Linked DNA regions of Homo sapiens: region 1 is linked to region 2. Evidence: read pairs that join two places in POLR2A ChIA-PET (ENCODE). Cell type or tissue: PC-3. All regions are shown on one strand. Region 1 overlaps LOC105369386 (a long non-coding RNA gene). Region 2 overlaps RNF169 (ring finger protein 169).

Region 1 (5,000 bases), 200 kb before region 2:
AGCAGAGTCAAGGGCAGTATTTCAGGCTGCAGCAGAAGCAGGAAGCGAAGACATGTGGCTGTGATAGCAGGTGTGTGCTGTTGGATGATGCTGGCGCTACTGCAGTTTGACATTGCTGAAGAGGAAGGTGGAAGAAGGACCAGACCCTGAAGAGCCTTGAACGCTCCCGTCTTCTCTACTAAGAAACTGAGACTTGCCGGACACGGTGGCTCACACCTGTAATCCCAGCACTTTGGGAGGCTGAAGTGGGCAGATCATTTGAGGTCAGGAGTTTGAGACCAGCCTGACCCACACGATGAAACCCTATCTCTACTAAAAATACAAAAAAAATTAGCCAGGCATGGTGTCATGCACCTATAGTCCCAGCTACTCAGAAGGCTGAGGGAGGAGACTCCCTTGAACCTGGGAGGTGGAGGTTGCAGTGAGTTGAGATCGTGCCACTGCAGTCCAGCCTGGGTGACAGAGTGAGACTCCATTAAGGAAGGAAGGAGGGAAGGAGGGAGGGAGGCAGGGAGGGAGGGAGGGAGGGAGGGAAGGAATGAAGGAAGGAATGAATGAAGGAAGGAAGGAAGGAAGGAAGGAGAGAGAGAGAGAGAGACTTTATTCTAAAATCAACAGAGAACCACCAAAGGGTTTTAAGCAGGGAGTAACATCATCAGATCTGTGTTTCAGAAACATCATCCTGGCCAGGTGCAGTGGCTCACACCTGTAATCCCAGCACTTTGGGAGGCCGAGGCAGGTGGATCATGAGGTCAAGAGATCGAAACCATCTTGGCCCACATGGTGAAACTCCGTCTCTATTAAAAATATAAAAATTAGCTGGGTGTGGTTGTGGGCACCTGTAGCCCCAGCTAATCGGGAGGCTTAGGCAGGAGAATCGCTTGAACCCAGGAGGCAGAGGTTGCAGTGAGCCGAGATCGCACCACTGCACTCCAGCCTGGCGACAGAGCGAGAATCTGTCTCAAAAAAAAAAAAAAAAAAAGAAAAGAAAAGAAACATCATCCTAGAACTTGTGTTAAAGATGAACCAGGGCCAGGGAGGGCGGATTGGAGGAGAGATGAAGCTAGAAAAGATGAGGACGAGCAGGCATTTCCTTTATTAGTAGAAAAACAACTTAAAAAGAAAAGACTGATGATAGGAGGGCCTGAAATAGGGCAGGTACAGGGACAGCAGAGGGGTGGTGGAGGCATCATAGAGCAAGGGAAAATGAGGGAAGTTAGTTGGGGAAGTCCACTATCTGATTTTGCCTTAAGAAGAAAATATTGAAAGGTAAGATACTTTAAATTGGTCAACCCCAAACATATGGAATGTTTACTAAAGTACTGTGTGTCAAGGTTGTACGTAGGAACACGTGAAGCCTCCCTGTGGGGTCTAGCAGCAGGGCTCTTTGCAGCCCTCAAGCCTGTTTAGGACCTGGGCTCGTTGCCTCTCTGTCCTCATTTCTGATCATTGGGTCTTTGAAGGAAGCTGGATTTCCCCATTAGCTTATCTATAATGCTCACTTGATAACAGACAATAGTCATTGCAGTGGTGCAAGGAAAAGTAGACAACACCTTCCACAAACAATATTCTGTAACTCAACAAAAAGGACTATAGAGCAGAACAATATTTAATTCAATTTCATCCACCCATCCATCTATTCACCAGGCATTCAGTTTCCAGCCAATAAATATTTGCTAAGGGCCTGTCCATTCCAGTTTTAGCCAAGCAGGGTGCTGGGAACCAGGGATGAAAAGGCCTTTGAAGAATTCCATGTCCCCTCCTGCAGATTCCAGCCTTCAGTTCCTCCAGTCAGGCCTCCCTGACTGACAACACTCTAGACGGAGCAGACCCCACAATGCCTGGCATGCCTTTTCCTAACACAAACGTCCACCACCACCTCCTAGCCCTGTGGCTTAGACAGACATGCTATGAAGCTCACGACCATCCTCAACTCCTTCCACCTCTCCATTTCCATGTATTTAATTGGCCAGAGTTGTCCTCACCTTCTATCTTCAGTTCTTCTCACTCTTCATTCCTTAAATTACTGAACTCTGGCTTTTGTGCCTGTCACTCTTCTAGCTGACGGAGACCAAATTCAATGCATTCCTTTTTTTTTTTTTTCCTGCGATGGAGTCTCGCTCTTTAGCCCAGGCTGGAGTGAAGTGGCATGATCTCGGCTCACTGTAACCTCCGCCTCCTGGGTTCAAGCAATTCTCCTGCCTCAGCCTCCCGAGTAGTTGGGATTATAGGTGCCCACCGCCACACTCAGCTAATATTTGTTTTTTTGTTTGTTTGTTTGTTTGTTTTTGAGACGGAGTCTTGCCCTGTTGCCCAGGATGTAGTGCAATGGCGCAATCTCGGTTCACTGCAACCTCCGCCTCCCGGTTCAAGCAATTCTCCTGCCTCAGCCTCCCGAATAGCTGGGATTACAGGCGCCCGCCACCACACCCAGCTAATTTTTGTATTTTTACTAGAGACGCGTTTTCACCATGTTGGCCAGGATGGTCTCGAACTCCTGACTTCGTGATCTACTTGCCTCAGCCTCCCAAAGTGCTGAGATTGCAGGCGTGAGCCACTGCTCCCAGCCTAATTTTTGTATTTTTAGTAGAGAGGGGTTTCACCATGTTGCTCAGGCTGATCTTGAACTCCTGACCTCAGGTGATCCACTTGCCTCGGCTTCCCAAAGTGCTGGGATTACAGGCATAAGCCACCGCATCTGGCCAACATGGTCTTTTAACTGTTTGTTAACTTATCTGTCTCCAACCTGGGCCATATGTCTCTTGTATACTATTGTATCTCATATATATAGTGAAGTCTAAGAAGAAACTCAGTGAACAAGTGAGGAATGAATGAATGAGCACTTGTCCAAGAGGACCTGTCCACGGGCTGCTTAGTATCCTGAAAAAATTTTGATAATCTGAAATTTTAAAAAAACCTAAAACTGAAATAAGTTGAGCAAATTGGACTGGACCATTTAGGAATTACAAAATGGGGAACTGTTGAGAAAATCTGTAGTTAGTCATGGGCCAAAAGCTGGAAGTGGTAGTTGAGATGAGCCATGGCAACAATGGCTGTGTTTACACTAAAATTATGAGGAAACAAAAACTGTGGTTAAGCAGAGAAGAAAACAGAGCAGTCATACAGAAAGAAGCAATTAGGTCAAAAGACAATGAGGCAAAGAGAGCAGCTCACTCCATCCAGACTGTGTCTGGAACAGCCCTTGCCCTTCTTTACCTGACATGAAAGCTGAGACCATGTGACAGCTCCTCAGGAAGCCTCCCTGACCAGCAGTGTTTGGGGGCAGAAACCAATGTTCTCTGAAAAAATGATCATATGCTTCTTTCTAGCCCTGAATGCCAACCCCACCTGACACACATTGTAAGAATTCAGAGGCCAGGTGCGGTGGCTCACGCCTATAATCCTAGCACTTTGGGAGGCCAAGGTGGGCGATCACCAGGTCAGGAGTTCGAGACCAGCCTGGCCAATATGGTGAAACACCAGCTCTACTAAAAATACAAAAATTAGCCCGGCATAGTGGCGGGCGCCTGTAATCCCAGCTACTCGGGAGGCTGAGGCAGGATAATTGCTTGAACCCAGGAGGCGGAGGTTGCAGTGAGCCAAGATCACGACACTGCACTCCAGCCTGGGTGACAGAGGGAGACTCTGTTTCACAACAAACAAAAAAACAAAAAATTCAGAAATGATGTGCTTAAGACAAAATTGCCCATAGCCAGTTTCCAGTTATCTTCACTTTTAGCATCACTACTCCAAGCACTCTCCCAGCCCCCAAGGGAAGGGAGAAAGGAAAAAATTTATACAAAGCATATGCAAGGTGGGGATGGAAGGTCCTCCTGCTCTTTTTCTGAATGTCTGAGGCAGCAAAGGTAGAGATGTGAACCTCTGGTGAGCGAGCTGAGGAATAAACAGGCTGGGATGTGAGTGTGGCTGGGAGCATGACGGGGTGGTATAGGTATAGAACAGGAAAACCAGTATCACAGTGTCCTCTTGGCTCACCCACTTAGTTTTGGTAACTGAGGGACTTTACATTGATTTTTATAGCACTGATAAGGTGTTTTAGAACAAGCACCTGCAGGCTTATCTCACTGTCCTTGAGCTCCTACGTCACCAGCTGTCATGAGCGTGATGTGTCCTGGCCTGGCCTGGCCTGGGTAGCTATACATTCCACAAGACAGTCTATGTAAGATACACATGTTCTCATAAAAGTTTATGACAACTTTAAAAAATGCTTTTATTTTTGAGATGGGGTCTTGCTTTGTCACCCAAGCTGGAGTGCAGTGGCATGATCATAGCTCACTGCAGCCTTGACGTCCTGGGCTCAAGTGATCCTCCTGCCTCAGCCTCCCGAGTAGCTAGGACTACAGGCACAAGCCACCACACCTGGCTATTTTTTTCTTTTTCTTTTTTTGTAGAGATGGGGTTGCCCTGTGTTGCCTAGGCTGGTCTCAAACTCCTGGACTCATGCGATCCTCCCACCTCAGCCTCCCAAAGTGTTGGGATTACAGGCATGAGCCACCATGCCTGGCCTAAACAACTTTTTGAAAAAGAAGAAATACAGGCTTGTGATGTATTGTTAAAAGTTGTAACAAAGACAGCACTCTGGCCACGTGTGGTGGTTTACGCCTGTAATCCCAGAACTCTGGGAGGACAAGGTGGGTGGATCACTTGAGGCCGGGAGTTTGAGACAAGCCTGGCCAACATGGTGAAACCCTGTCTCTACCAAAAATACAAAAATTATCCAGGCGTGGTGGTACACACTTGTTGTTCCAGCTACTCAGGAGGTTGAGTTATGAGAATTGCTTGAACCCAGGAGGTAGAGGTTGCAGTGACCCAAGATTGCACCACTGTACTCCAGCCTGGCAAAAAAAAAGACAGCACTCTGATTTCATTTCTTATATATTGCACCAAATGAAAGGAAGGATTACGTGGTATATATCCCTGGTATCCAGGTCCAAAGTCTTTCCCTGATTTCCTCTGATCTTTGGGCTAGGTGAGCTGCC
Region 2 (5,000 bases):
TTGGATCCTTGGAGGGCTACAAACTAGGGGAGAATGAGCTGTAGAAGCTTTATACTGCAGCCGTCTTTGAGTCAGCTCATGTCATGTTTGGATTGTGAAGTGATCTGCCCCCTCATTCTAACTGCCTATCAGAGAAGATGGTGGATCCTCTGTAGGAATATAACATCACCCAGGGCCTTTATAGTTTTTCATACACAATGAATGACATTCTAACAAAAACTACAGATAAACCCAGAGACCAGAAGAGGAATAAAACCAGACAGTACAGAAATAGATCCATGTGTGTCCCCATCATCTAATTAGTTAATCAATCTTTATTTGAAGGACATTTAGGTTGTTCCCAGTCTTTAGTATGGCGAGTAATCAGCAGTGAACATTCTTGTATGTATATATTTGTACACATATATATCTTTAAGATAAAGCATAGCTTTGCTAACTCTGGTCTTATGAAACTTTTTGTTCTTTACCAACTTGATACAAAAGTGTTTTGTTCTTAGTTTTTATTTTTCTATACTATGAACTGCCTATGCATGTCCTTTATCCATTGTTGTATGGGGTTGTTAGGCTCATACATATATATAAGGCATAGTGGGTAAGTGCACAGGCAGACCCTGGATCTAGATTGCTTGTGTTAAATCATAGCTCTTTCACTTACAGCAGTGGTAGCCTTAGCAAATGAAACTCTGTGTACCTCAGTTTCCTCATCTGTAAAATGTGGATAACCATAGCACCTTCCCATAGAGTCATTATGAAGTTGAGTTAGTTAATATTCAGGGCATAGAAGTGGGCCTGGCATGCTACATAACTGCCAACCACTGTAATGATGCTACTGGTGGTGGTAGAGATGGAAATTAGCCTTTTATTATATGTGTGGCAAGTACTTTTTCCAAGTTCATCTTTTGGCTTTGTTTTATTATCTTACGCTTTGTACAAATTTAAACTGAGTTTTAAGGATGAGTTGTTTTTAGCTTCCTATGAAGCGGCTGGTGGAGAGTTAAGTGTGGAAAGTGAGGGCATTTCAGGCAGAGGCATAGAGGCAGAAATAGCATGGTTTAGGGCAAGAATCATAGTTGTTGATGGAATGTAAAATAGGCAGGGCATGAAGTGGTATGAAGATGAAGAGGTAGGCAGATCCACGTCATATAGATCGGGGTCCCCAACCCCTGGGCTGCGGACTGGTACCAGTCCATGGCCTATTAGGAACACGGCCACACAGCAAATGAGTGGCAGCATTAGATTCTCATAGGAGCATGAACCCTATTGTGAACTGTGCATGCAAGGGATCTAGGTAGGCTGTGCTGTCCTATGACAAGCTAATACCTGATGATCTGAGGTGGAACAGTTTCATCTCAACCATCTGCTCCCCCCGCAACCCCTACACCAGTCAGTGGAAAAACTGTCTTCCAGAAAACTGGTCCCTTGTGCCAGAAAGGCTGGGGACCACTGATATGGATGGCCCCTTATGGCATGTTGAAATATAAGTGGTATAGCATCAACTCTTCTGATTACAGAAAATTGTCTCTGTGTATTTAAAGAAAACACATTAGTCCTCAGTTAACCATTTTATAACATATTAGTATAACTATATTATATATAACTATATATTTGTGTAGTGCTAAATAATTTGGCAAACAGCAGTTTACAAGCTTTTGAATTCATCATTAATTTAATCTTGTCTATAGTTCTGATATATGGTTGTATTATTACCAAGTTACACATGAGGAAATTCATGTGCAAAGAGGTTTTTTTTTTTTTTTTTTAATTTGTTCAAAGACAAATAGCTAGTAAGTGGGACTATTCAAATGAGTGTCTTGGTCTTGGGACTCAGTAAGTCCAAAATTCTTTTTCATTCTGCTGCACTCATAGAAAATGAATGTACAGGGGTAAAAACTCACGCATACTCAGGTACCAAGGGATGCTTTCCTTTGGATTTGAGTTTTTGGGATAGCATCTTCCCATCACAGTTGAGTGAGGTTCTTTTTTAAATTTTGCATTGAGTGTGGATGCTTTGGCAATGACACTTCATTCCTGATGGTTTAATGCAATTAGCAACATGCCTATCTTGTAGTTTGTTTTGTTTTTTTTTTTGCCTTTATTAATAAGCAATCACTCTGGCTGAGAGAAAATCCTTTTTCAGGAAGGATCTTCAGGGAACTATAGCTGTTCCTGTAATTCACATAAGATTCATTTTAGGTCACTGGCCACAGGTGCATGTCATTCTTAAGGCATCATATCCTTAGAGCGTTGCTCTTCCTGTTAAGTATAGTAATAGTCAAAGGATAGGCATTAAGAAAGTACTTCAACCATTAGATTCATTTATGAATGCTAAGATATTCAGTATCTCAGTGACACCTGAAGTAGTTTCCAGCATTTCTGTTCTGTGAGGTGAAGGAAGGGTGAGTTATTGCTTCAGTGCTACTAAACACTTAAAAATCCCTGTAAAAGCTGGTAGAAGGATTGGTAGCTTTGTGACTAACTCCTCTGGACTGAGGAAGATGATGTTGCCTTTCCTGGTTCTGACTTGACATCTTGTTGCTCTGCTTTGTGGTGGGGTAGTATTGCTTTCATTTCACCCACAATTTCCTCTTTTCGGGTGGAGGAAGCTGACATGTGACCCCAGGAAGGAAAGGGAAGTAAAGAGAAAATTAAGAAAAGTAAAGTCTCACATCAGCAGTAACAATTGTTTTATTGTATGTGATTGTTCTTTATTAAAAATCTGGGAAACTGAAAGGTTCATAATAACTGTCTTGGCATAATTGATACTGTTGAATGCATACATGTTCTCCATTCATCTTTAAGAGATGTTATGAGACTTTGATTTAAAAGGGGGAGATCTTCATTTTTCTGGCCTTTTCCTGGTTCCTTTCTCATAATAGTCCAGGTAGATTGAAACACCACATTTCACAAGGCTTCAAATAAATTATTTTGATGTTATACATACTCTTAATATTAAGTTTGAAATCCTAATAGCATTTTACCTATAATATTATACTTTAATGGAGATTTAAAAAATTTAGAGAAACATATTGAGTAGGAAATAAAAGTGAAATCAAAGTATTGTTACTGAATCACTAACTTTAGAAGTTATCTGATGTGTTGCCTTCATTTCTGAGATTGAAACTATGATCTAAAGAGATTTTCAGTTCATGACATGTGTTGTATGTGTGTGTTGGGAGGTCTCCAAGACCACCCACAGGTTCACTGATTTGCTAGGGGGACTTAAAGGACTCAATACGTAGTTGTATTCTGTGCTGTGATTTATTACAGTGAAAAGACACCGAGCAAAATCAGTAGAGGGAGAAGGTGTGTGGGACAAAGTCTGGGGAAAACCCATCACAAGCTTCTGAAGTCCTCTCTCAGTGGAGGCACACAAGGTGTGCTTAATACCCTAGCGAGGAGTTGTGACAACGTATGAAATGTTCTCAACCAGGGAAACTCGTTAGAGACTTAGTGATTGGGGTTTATATTAGCTGATCACATAGGCACCCTCTACCTAGCATGTGCTAGAATTTCAGATTCCCCGCAGGAAAGCAGATGTTTGGCATAATTATATTGTTTCTGTAGTTTAGGTACAGTGAACAACTCATCAGTTAAGGAGGGTGGGAACCCTCCTAACATCCAAGTTTCTAGGCACCAGCCAAGGGCAAGCCTTGGAAGCAGGCCTTTTTAAGGATAGACATCTTCTCCCACTGATGTGTTAGAAAGAAAGAAAAGGATAGACAGGCCTGCTGTGTCAACTCTTTGCTGTGTATGTGTACGTGTACATGTGTGCACTTGTGCATATGCATGCATGCAACATTTAGCATAGAGTGTGCTTTTCATTAAACGTTAGCTGTTTTTACTTATTTATTATGGGGATTCTTCATTGGTTACTACTACTGTTACTTTTAATTGTGCTCTTCCGCATTCCTATGAGGTAGCTTGGCCGGTATTTTGATCCCCATTTGATAGACAGGAAGACTAAGGCAAAGAGAAGCTTCAACATGTATTTTTATATATATATATATGATATATATATATGATATATATATGATATATATATATGATATATATATGTTATATATATTATATATATGTTATATATGTTAGATATATATGTTATATATATTAGATATATATATGTTATATATATTAGAGATATATATATATGTTATATATATTATATATAAAATTTCCCAAGGCTCCATCATTCAAGTTTTGACATTTCTAAATACTCTCGCTTAATTGACAGAGCAGGTATCTGAACCTAATGTTACGTTCTTTTTGCAAGCCCACAAAAAAAAAGTGAGGATTTTTTTTTTCCTTCTTAGCATTTTTAGAGGGTACAGCTAAGATAGAACGTAGGATTAAATGTTTAAGTTAATATCACTTTGGACCAATTCACAACCTTTTATGCTTAACTGTTTTAGTATTCAAGAAGTACTTTACTTTCTATGTAATTTTTGAGCTTTTGGGCACGGTGTCATTTAATATAGCACAGTCCTGTTGGGGCAAAAAATGATCCTTAAAGCATTAAACATTGTTCATCTTAATCCAACTAAACTGATTAATATCAGTACTAATTTTGGTGACTGTAAATTAGTACCCTACCTCTACCCCTGCACATCACCTTTTGCAGTCAAACAAGCCAGAGGCATAGTAAGATTTCAGTCATTATGCTGAGTTCCTCCTTGGTCTTATATGAACTTTGAGATTTCTTAATATCCCAAAGTGAATTTAACTTTTCATGTAATATATGTATCAAAGTAGTTGGAACATTATCTTTGTTTTCTTTTCTTTTTTTTTTTTTTTTTTGAGACAGAGTCTTGTTCTGTCCCCAGGCTGGAGTGCAGTGGCACGATCTCAGCTCACTGCAAGCTCTGCCTCCCAGGTTCACACCATTCTCCTGTCTCAGCCTCCCAAGTAGCTGGGACTACAGGCACCTGTCACCACACCTGGCTAATTTTTGTATTTTTAGGAGAGACGGGGTTTCACCATGTTAGCCAGGATGGTCTTGATCT

What was found. Peaks named below come from ENCODE experiments on the same cell type or tissue, not always from the same donor. Only the 100,000 strongest peaks of a DNase experiment are listed, where the experiment ranks them.
Region 1: POLR2A ChIA-PET joins it to region 2 with 5 read pairs; 2 of 35 experiments call an interaction of 5 or more read pairs at or near these places.

The regions. Positions count from the first base shown.
Region 1 is chr11:74,578,250-74,583,249 of GRCh38, forward strand. LOC105369386 (a long non-coding RNA gene) reads left to right here. Exons shown (of 3, transcript XR_950302.3): 3 at 1-131. Among named protein-coding and RNA genes, the nearest start is that of POLD3, 12 kb to the right of the region's middle. RefSeq lists an enhancer at 3,271-3,320. In PC-3, no CTCF peak of the experiment used is centred here; no DNase peak of the experiment used is centred here.
Region 2 is chr11:74,781,166-74,786,165 of GRCh38, forward strand. The region is part of intron 1 of RNF169 (ring finger protein 169); the gene reads left to right. Among named protein-coding and RNA genes, the nearest start is that of RNF169, 35 kb to the left of the region's middle. In PC-3, no CTCF peak of the experiment used is centred here; a DNase peak (open chromatin) is centred at 2,466; H3K4me3 peaks cover 395 bases; H3K27ac peaks cover 542 bases.